Linked DNA regions of Homo sapiens: region 2 is linked to region 1. Evidence: chromatin contacts called from ENCODE Hi-C data. All regions are on one chromosome and are shown on one strand. The core of a region is the stretch at or near the end of the contact, and the rest is flanking DNA. Distances in the headings are between cores, read along the strand shown. Region 1 holds the start of FHOD1 (formin homology 2 domain containing 1). Region 2 holds the start of SMPD3 (sphingomyelin phosphodiesterase 3).

Region 1 (4,910 bases), core at 1,425-3,924:
CTTCCTCTTATTTCTGCCCTACAGCTTGGGACAGGGATGCCCTGGTTTCTGGGCCACCTCTTCCCTCTAGAGGGCCAGCAAGACAGGCCTGAGTCATGTCTGTGACTCTGGGGCACCCACTTATAGGACTACGGGAGGAACCAGCTGTTGACATTTCCTGCAAGGAGGGGCCCTGCTCCCCCTTGCTCAGCTCTCTGATGTCCCTGTCTCTGCCCTATTCTCAGCCCCTCTTCCTCCAGCCTTCTATTCTGGGGCTGTGGTCATAGTTTATATTTGGGTTGAGCACATCACAGTGCATCTGACCATTCCTGGCAGAGTTGCTAGCCCCAGGGAATCCTGGCTTCTGGCATTGTGGTAACCTAGTGTGCCACCTCCATATCCCTGTGGGGGAGGGAAGGCAGTCCTCAGGTACTCCAGGTGGGAGAACATGAAATCGGGGAGACCAGGAAGGACTGCATTGGGGATGAGGAACTTATATTCTTCACCGGAGCTCAGTAGTGTCCTCAGCTAAGGAGCAGGGAACACAGGGCAGAGCACCTGGTAGGGTTGGGTGGGGACACGGGTCCCATGAGAGGGAGATAGAAGGAGTGGTTCTGAGCCTCTTTCTTGCAGCTGACTTCCCAGGCTTGCCCCCAGCTGGGAAGAGGTGTGTCAAGGGGCTGGGCATGGTGGCTCAAGCCTTAATCCCAGCACTTTGGGAGGCTTAGGCAGGCAGATCACCTGAGGTCAGGAGTTTGAGACCAGGCTGGCCAACACGGAGAAACCCTGTCCCTACTAAAAATACAAAAATTACCTGAGTATGGTGGCGCACACCTGTAATCCCAGCTATTTGGAAGGCTGAGGCACGAGAATTGCTAGAACCCGGGAGGTGGAGGTTGCAGTGAGCCAAGATAGCCCCACTGTACTCCAGCCTGGGAGACAGAGCCAGAATCCGTCTTAAAAAAAAAAAAATCGGGGGGGTGGTGTCAGGGCTAGGTCCAATCCTTGAGTTGCAGGATGAGAGGAATACAATATATTCTCTAGTGCCCCACCCTTATTTCAGGATCCGGACTTTAGGAGCCTGGAAGCGGGAACCAGTCTTAGTTCAGCACTCCTGTCTTCCCAGCCCCCATCCTGAATGGGAGGTGGCCTCCAGCTGCACACGCTTCTTCCAGGCACACCTCAATTTGCCCCTCTGAATAGGGCAAGAGAAGCGGGGGCTGAGTCAAAACTGGCGGTGAGCAGTGTCCTGCATCCTTCCAGCCATGGCCTTGAAGCCGGGGTTCTGGCCTGGACACGTGCCACTCTCCAGGCCAATAGTCTCACCACCCCTCCCGCCAGCGCTCAGAGGCGGGGCTGGCCGCAGCGCGAGGAATGCGGGCTGGGGGCCCGGGGCACATTCCAGGGAAGACCCCAGGCCCAAGGGGCAAGTTTACGCAACTCGCCGCCCAGCTGAGGCTGGGAGCAGGGGAGGGCACCCACCCCGACTCTCTCTCCTCTTCTCCAGCACTGGAGGCGGCCGGGCTGGTGGGGAGCTTGTGGAGGTGGTAGTGCGCCTCCCAGAGTCCTGGCCCGGAAACAGCGCGCCGGAAAGGGCTGCCTGCGGGGGGCTGACGGCGGCGAGAGGGAGGGGAGAGGAGGTAGGCTGGCCATCTGGAAAAGGGCCTCTTTCCGCACTGTGCACAAGTCCGCTTCGGGGCGGCAGCAAAGTAGGGCAGGCCGGCTGTTTAAAATTAGTCCGGCCCTCCCTCTCACTTTCAGGCGCGGGCCGATGGGCGGCGAGTGTCCGGGGGTGGGGGCGGGAGCGGTGACTCAAAGGGCTTTTACACCCGTGCAGCCTCCTGCGCTCTGCGGATCCCGGGCCAGACCGCTTCGCGGGGACTCCCCTCACCCCGTGAAGTCTCTCCTCGGCCGGCACTCCCATACTCCCATTGACCTACAGGGTCAAGCCCCAATCCAGCTTCCTGACACCGCAGGAAACCTCTGCCACCTCTAGTAGTCCGCCTCGGGCCCGCCCCTCCTCGTGGTCCCGCCCCCACCTCACCTGAAGCAGGTGGAAGCTGGTCCCTCCCCAGCTCCGCCTCCAGGGTCCGCTACAGCCCAAGCGGCTACCGTCACTCTGACCAGGGAAGCCACCCTGGCAGACCGACGGCGAGTGGAACTCGAGCACCTCCCCAGGTGCGCCTAATTCGAAGGGCAGTCAGAATGGCGGAGCCAAGTTCCTGGCACCCCTCTTCAGTTTCCCCTCAACTTGAGAGGGGACTCCCCCGCAGGCGGGGCAGAGTGGACCCTGGGACCCCAGCCCAAGACTTTTCCGGAGAAGAACACTCGCTCCAGCCTCTTCCCGCGGAGCACCTCCCACCAGTTTTCATGGCGCCCACCCTGAACCCCCGATCGCCCCAACCTTTCTCCGGCCTCCCTCACCTTGAGCGGCGCTCCCAGCAGGCGGTGCACCGCGGGTATCTGCGCGCCCAAGGGCAGCGCCCCGTCCAGGCTGCAGGTGGGGGCCCGGCGCGGCTCCGGAAAGTTGGCACATGCGAAGGGGTCGGTGTCTTCCAGGTACTGCACCCTCACGGTCACCACTGATACCGGCTCTCCGTCCCCGCGGTCTTCCCCGCCCGCCATGGCTCTGCGGCCGGCTCACGCAGCGCGCCTCCGAGTCCCGGCCCCAGTGCAGCTTCTACTCAAAGCACACTGTAGCTCCGCGGTTCGGGCCCGGCCGGACCGGACGCGGCTGGAGGGGCGGGGCCAGACGGAGGCGGGGCCGAGGAAGGGGGTGGAGCCAAGATTAGTCCCCGAGTGCGCGCCAGGAGGTAACCACTGCCGGAGGCGGGGCCGCCGCTAGCCACTCACAGGGCCCAATGGGAATCCCGTTAGTTCACTGGCTAGGAGGGCGGGAAAAACCGAGCTCGCGCCCCACCTTCGAGAACGCGCAGAAGGCGGGGAGGCTTTCTTTGGTCTGGGGATAGTGAGGCTGCGTTCTCTTTGAGGGGTGTTAGGGCAGATGGGGCAGAAGTTTCTTTAGATAGTGGCCGGCCAGGTCTCTCTCAGTTGAGGGACAAGATAGCCCTCATTCCTTCCATTTGAGGGGTGAGTCCCTGTGGTTTCCTCATTTAGGGAAAGCAGTGAGAGGGGGTCCCTTCAATTTGGAGCAAGAAGTGAGAATAAATTCCACCCAGTTTGAAGGAAGAGGTGGGATCAGTTCCCTTTAGTTGTGGGAGGAAGAGGGAAGGATGCCCTTCAGTTTTCTGGGAAAAGATTGGGAGGAGTCAGTTTGAGGGGGCAGATAGAACACGTTCCCCTCAGTTTTGGAGAAAAAGTGGGATGGGTGCCCCTCAGCCTGAATGAAAAGTGGAGACGGTCCTCCTCTGTTTGGGGCGCTATGAGCCGAATGCCCCTCAGATTTGGAAAAAGTTGGGTGCATCTCGCCTAGTTTGAAGGGAATCAGTAGGCTGGGTTTTCCATAGGTTCCTGTCAGCTTCATCAAAGAGATGAGACAGTTCTCTGTAGTGTGACTGAAAGGGAGGGCCAGGTGCCCCTTGGTTTGGGAGATGAAGAACAGCCTCCCTCTTCGCCTGGCACGAGCTGGGCCAGTCTGGGCCTTAGGGTTTCTGGGACGTTGGGGGCAGCGTTGTCCGTCACTGCTTTGGGGAGCGTCCAGTGCGCGTGCGCAGCTCAGGTCCGGGTGGGGGCCGGCAGGGGGTCCTGGGCTTGGCAACGTGGGCGGAGGGCGGCCAAGCACGGTCCCCTGCGTTTTGCACCCGGCCGCGCCTTGGTCCCAGGGGGGTGCTGCTCGCCGCACAGCAGCGCTGGCCGAGGAGGAGCCGTGCCCCTCCCGTCCTGACCGCGCCCCCCGCAGACCCCCGCCCTTCCCGCTGCGGGCTGCCCCAGGGGGGCCGTGGCCGCGCACCGCTCTGGATCTGGTGGGGGCGGTTTTGGGGAGGTTTGGGGGCGCGGACTCGAAGGAGTAGGTTGTGGAACTTGGGGGAGAGCTGCACTGGGGAATTTCCGGAGCTGGGACTGATTTAGGGAGGAAAGAGGAGAGAGTCCCCGACTACGAGAGTCCGAGGCAGGGTCTCGGAGCCTGGACCTGGCTTGGGGGTATCGGAGCCGGGATTGGGGGGAGCGGGCCCCACGTGCCTGTGACGCGGGGGCGCCCGGTAGGTGGCGGCGGCGACGCGGGGCCGGCGGCCGTGCGGTGCCGGGAGGGCGGCTGGGCAGGCGGCAGGATGCTGCGCGCCGCCCTGTCCCTGCTCGCGCTGCCCCTGGCGGGGGCGGCCGAAGAGCCCACCCAGAAGCCAGAGTCCCCGGGCGAGCCTCCCCCAGGCTTAGAGCTCTTCCGCTGGCAGTGGCACGAGGTGGAGGCGCCCTACCTGGTGGCCCTGTGGATCCTGGTGGCCAGTCTGGCCAAAATCGGTGAGTGCGTGTGTGCGTGCGCCAGGCCGACCGCCAGCGGCGGACCCGCCCCCAACACCCCCACCTCCTCGGTCCTCAGATTGGGGCTGGCTTCTTGCACGGTGCTGGGACTTAGGTTTGGATTCCACAAATCCGGGCTCTCGCCCAGTTCCTGCATCGCTTCTTGTGGGTCCCAGGTCCCTGTCTTCTCCCCTGGGAGCTCTGAGGATTTGCCTTTCTGAAGGGCTGTCCCCCGCTCTCCCCAACTCCATCTGTAGGCTCCTTTGCCCTCTCCGCTCCCCTCTTCCCCTTGCAGTAGGCCCTCTTCAGTCTGGTCTCTCCCCCACCAATCCCTAGCCTCCCAGAAACCTCTGTCGCTGGTGAGGATGTGTGGGGACATTGAGGGGAGGGTGTTCTCCCAAGAACACAGGCATCCTGGTTCTGAAAAAGCAGCCTTCCCTGGAGACCATGTCCGAGTGTCCATTCCCTTGGGAAACTACACTGCCACTTTTCCTCCAGCTCTCCCCTGCTCCCCA
Region 2 (4,910 bases), core at 1,753-4,252, 1.2 Mb after region 1:
AACACTCTGAAGGTAGGAGGGAGCCCCCCAATAGAAAGATTTGTGATTTTACCTGACAATGCTCACACTCACTCTGAGCCTCTACACCATGGGGGAGTGTTAGTTGCCAAATTGTGACTGGTTTAACCTCTTTCCAGCAGAGGTCGCTGTGGACACTGGGAGTGGATACTTGTGGGAACTGGATCAGGCAGCCTGGGCTAGATAGATGGTGGCTACATTGTGTAGTACTTGCTCTTTCTGTTGTTCTCCTGGCCATCATCTGGTCTCTCATCCTATGGGAAGTAGATCTCTGTGAAGATTATCTCAAAGCTGCACAGTACCTTTGCTATGCAAGTGCTGTGAAATCAGGGTCACTTATTGGGGAGGGCAGGTCTGGGAGGGGCATGCTTATCCTCTAGGGGTATCACCTTGTAGTGTATGTCTGTGTTACCCTTGTTTCCTCTCTGAGGAAACAGTATTTCTGAGACACCTAGTATTTCTGAGACACTGCCTGTGACTGACCAGCAACGTCAGCGCCATGCCCTTCCAGACATGGAGGCCAAAGTGACAAAAGTTGCCTTGCAACGTAGTCCTGCACCCACATCATAAGTGACTCTGTTGATGAGTCCCCTGCCAAGCCTCACTTGGAAACACATGGTGGTGGTGAGGGGGCAGAATTCTGGTCTTTGGAGCAGCCTATTACAGTAGGATAAAGCTTCTGATAAAATGGGAAGGGCAGGGCACTGGTGAGTATGTCAGGGTCAGACCTGAGACCTCAGAAGGGCTGAAGAAGGCTCCACATAGTTGTGAATTCCCCACTTACTGGGCCTTTCGCAGGCCAGGCAGGCTAGGCACAAAGCAACCTGAAGCTACCTTCACCCTGAGGGCATCCACTCGGACCCTAGGTCATTGCTGTGGCTTGAGAGTTAAAGATGTGACTACCCTGCTCCCCACCCCCACAACATCCAAGCCCATCAGTAAATGAGTAAGTGGTTCATCTACACACACACACACACACACACACACACACACACACAGCCCGAAGCGCAAGCTCTGGCCGTGCCACACACATGAAGACTGAAACACACATGGGTACATTCATCTAGTCACACACATTCACACCCACACTCTGACCCACACCATCATCCATGCAAACCCTCACACACTTAAACACATCCCCTCCCCAGAACCAAATTTGACCTAACATGGCTGATGGGGCGTGGGAGGGTCCAGTCAGGATGTCCCTCTGGACCCTGGCCCACTCACGCCCTGTGAACTCCAGGCCCCTTGCTCAAGGTGGAGCCCCCACCTGTCCCTGTCCTAGTGGTCACAGGTCCTGAACACCCCCACTCTCGGCCCCCGAAGGGGCCCTGGTCACCATCGCGTGCACAGAATCCTGGGTGCCTGGCTGGCCTTAGGGTAGGGGGTATGGGAAAAGGGAAAGATGTGGGGGCATAGTGCCCTGCCCTGGCTCAGCCGCCTCCTCCCTCGGGATTTTCCATCCCGGCTCGCGCGGGCCCGCTAGAAGCCGGTGCGCTTTGTCTCCCGCCCCGCTCCTGGCACGTTTCCGTGGAAGCTGCCCGCGCCGCGCCCGAAGCCCCCCCTCCGCGGCCGCGCCCCCCGCCCAGCCCGCGGCGCAGGCCTGCCAGTGCGGCGACCGCCGCTTTGTCCTCTCGAGGATGCCTGGGCCGAGCGCGAAAGCCCCATGCCTTGGAACAGCCACCGCGCGTCCTGGAAGCAGGTCCCCGAGCCTCGGTTTGGGGTGCGCCCTGCATCGGAGCGGAGCAGCCCCCAAAGATTCGCGGGCACGAGGTTGGGGGTAGCGTCTACCTGGAGCTCTTGAGTGCTTGAGGGGAGACCCGCCCCGTCCCGCTCTGTACATGCCCATCTGGGATTGGCCCCCAGCTGCGGTGCCAGAGGCTCGGTCCCCGGGGCGTGGTGGGCTAGGGCGGGTCGTCTCGACTTAGAGCCCCAGGCCTGGATCCAGGTAGGGAGGGCCTGGGAGATAAGGCCCAGGTGGGGAGAGGTGGGGAGGGGTCCCTCCTGTCCTCGTACATCCCCCTACACTACCTCTCACACCCAGGCCACCCAACCCTCGGCGCGGGCCCGAGCGCGGGGGATTCCGAGTGTCAGTGCTTTCCTCCACCCGCGACTCCGAGAAGGATGGGGAGGGGTCTCCCAGCGTTTCCCTGCCACATTCCAATTCCACCCTTCACCAGTAACCTAGGAGGGTCCAAGTGGGAGGGGTAAGAGTCCTCTGTCTCTTCCACATCCTCGATCCTCCTCTTTACAAAACCCTAGGGCCAAGGGAGGAGGGGGGAATAGGGAGGGGGGCGAGTGTGGAGGAAGGGGCCTGGGCAAGGGTCTTCCCTGCATCCCAAGCAGCCCTTCCTGAATACCCCTGGGAGGGTCTGGGCTAGGGGAGCGGTCCGCGATCTCATCCATCACCACCAGACTCCTTTGTAACCTCGAGCAGCCGAAGTGTTGCGGGGAGGGGTCCCCCTGCCTCGAGTCCCTTCATCCCACAACACCTCATCCTCCCGTCCTGAGTAATCCGAGCAGCCCCGTCGCCAGGCACAGCGGGAGGGAGGGTCCAAGCCTCCTCGCTCTCCCAGGAGAGATGGGGGGTGGGGGTGACCCCCAGCCCTCGCCCCTCATACCCAAGAGCCTTCTCCATGATAAAACGAAAACTAACCCAAGCTGCTCCGACCTCCGGCGCCCGGCCACGGGAGGCCCCTAGTCAGTCGGCGGCTGTCCGGGACCCGCGGTCCTGAGAGCAACGAGAACACGTCCCGTCAACTCCCCAGCCCCTCACGCCTCGGTTCGCCCGCTCCCCAAGAAAACAAAAGCGAATTCAGCAGCACTGACCTCTGACGGCGGGCGGGAGGGCGGTCAGCGCCCGGCAGCGCACCCCGCTCCTCCCGGCTCCTCACAGCCCGGGCTCCCGGCCGCAGATCTGGCGGCGGCCGCAGCGGCGGCGGCTCTCGCGGCTCTCGGGTCCGGAGCCTCCCTCAGACTCAGCACCTGGAGCGGCGAACAGCTCCGCGCTTCATTCCTCTGACCCCGCCTCCCTCGCGCCGCCGGAGCCAATGGTGACCCGGACCCCGCCCAGGAGTCTGCCCATTGGGGGCGTCCTCCCCTCTCCCTCCGGCCCCGCCCGCAGGTTCCTGGGTCTCTCCTTCAAGACCACATCCCCCAGAGACCGGCGGAGTTTCGCACAGCCTTCTGGGACTTATAGTTCTTTAAGGACGCGGAGTGGGCTCACGCCGCGGGTAGGCAAACAGAGCGGGACTGCATTTCCCAGAGTGCACTGAAGACACGGAGGCGCGGAGCAGGGCGGGAGGACCGTTTCCATAGCAAAGACGACCAGCCGAGGATGGCTGGCGGAGGCGTGGGGCAGGCCGCAGGACCCTCGAAGGATCGTGTGAGACCCCGGGCAGCCTCTTGGGAGGCCATTTCGAGGAGAAAACCTTGATTTCTGCCTCAGGACCCTGGGCCTCAGTTTTCCTATCTGAGAAGAAGGGCGAAGAGCTGTGCCCCCGACCACACCCGTCGGTGATGGGGCAAACCGAGGGCAAGCAGGTTTGGTTCCTGCCCAGCAAAGGTGAGGGAGGACGGAGGAGACTCTCCCACCGCATTCAGAACTTTATTCCTTTATTTTTGTCTCAATCTTGTCATAGAGGAGCGCTTCACTTTTGGTCATCCCTTGGGCCACCAGGGCCTTCCCGTCTCCGTCTTCCCATCGCAGGTCCTGGCCTCCTTCACACCACTCCAGGATACCGCAGCATCTCCCCCAGCGCAGCAGACGGAGGGCGCTTCACATGCCCCCGGACCTAAGCCCACTCTCCCCTTCAAGATCTGGACTCCACTTTTTTGCAACACTCTTAACTTCTTTGGAAGCTGGGAAGCCTCCTACTCCCTTGGGCCTCTCCACCCTGCCCTCAGCTAACTCGTCGGCAAGCCCCAGCCTAGACATTGCCTGTTTTGTGAAGACATCTAGATGCTGGGCTGTCTGTTGAGTGCCCCACCCTGTGTTTGAGCAGCACCCTCTACTTCCCCTGTTCTACTTGCATGTTTATGTGCTCGTCTTCCTCATTATAAGATCCACAGGGGAGGGGCCATGTCTATATTATTCATACTTACAGTCCAGTGTCTAGTATCTGGCACGTAGTAGGCACTCACTAGCTATTGAGATATAAATATAGATATTTGTTGAATTGAAAATGAATTGGGCCGGGCGTGGTGGCTCACGCCTGTAATCCCAGAACTTTGGGAGGCCGAGGCAGGTGGATCACTAGGTCAGGAGTTCGAGACAAGTCTGACCAAAATGGTGAAACCCAGTCTCTACTAAAAATACAAAAATTAGCTGGGCGTGGTGGCACGTGCCTGTAATCCCAGCTATTCAGGAGGCTGAGGCGGGAGAATCGCTTGAACCCCGGGAGGTGGAGGTTGCAGTGAGTCGAGATTGCACCACTACACTCCAGCCTGGACAACAGAGTGAGACCCTGTCTCAAAAAAAAAAAAAAAAAAAGAGAAAAAGAATAAAATTAAAAAAAAGAAAATAAAGGAACCTCATTCACATACACCTCCAAAACTCTGATTTCCTAAAGTTGGGCATTTCTCATTGCTGGAGGTGTTCAGTTAGAGGCATGCCGCCCCCTTGAAGAAATGTTTATTTCATTTGTACAGTGGGTTGGGATTTTACCTGAATGCTTTGAGTACCCTTTTAATCCTATGATGCTAGAGATTGATAGACCCATGCCTATTATTCCTGTCAGTTCTCCCTGAAATGTCATCAGTTCTTCATGTTCCGCTATTTCTAGCTGTTGGCCCTACTCGTTTCTGTGCCTAAATGCCCTACCTCCCACTCCTTTTCTGAGAAAGATCTTCTGCCCTGTCAGTTATGAAGTAAAGATGTCCTAAGATTCCTG

Evidence for each region. Hi-C counts contacts between places; a loop is a spot of excess contacts on that map. Pooled maps may share reads with other maps.
Region 2: a pooled map shows a loop between it and region 1 (11-fold over the local background). The contact joins the promoter of SMPD3 here to the promoter of FHOD1 in region 1. A Hi-C loop is called at or near these places in 5 of 50 pooled maps.

The regions. Positions count from the first base shown.
Region 1 is chr16:67,244,807-67,249,716 of GRCh38, forward strand. It overlaps FHOD1 (formin homology 2 domain containing 1), which reads right to left and starts at 2,675. Exons shown (of 22, transcript NM_013241.3): 1 at 2,404-2,675. The coding sequence starts at 2,604. SLC9A5 (solute carrier family 9 member A5) reads left to right here and starts at 4,173. Exons shown (of 16, transcript NM_004594.3): 1 at 4,173-4,395. The coding sequence starts at 4,209. RefSeq lists enhancers at 28-77, 850-1,509, 3,910-4,411, 4,412-4,910 and silencers at 1,613-1,712, 2,613-2,982, 3,625-3,714, 3,735-3,824, 4,125-4,234.
Region 2 is chr16:68,445,506-68,450,415 of GRCh38, forward strand. SMPD3 (sphingomyelin phosphodiesterase 3) reads right to left here and starts at 3,003. Exons shown (of 9, transcript NM_018667.4): 1 at 2,848-3,003. LOC124903705 (a long non-coding RNA gene) reads left to right here and starts at 3,335. Exons shown (of 2, transcript XR_007065097.1): 1 at 3,335-3,561; 2 at 3,660-4,910. RefSeq lists a silencer at 2,701-3,220 and an enhancer at 3,321-3,370.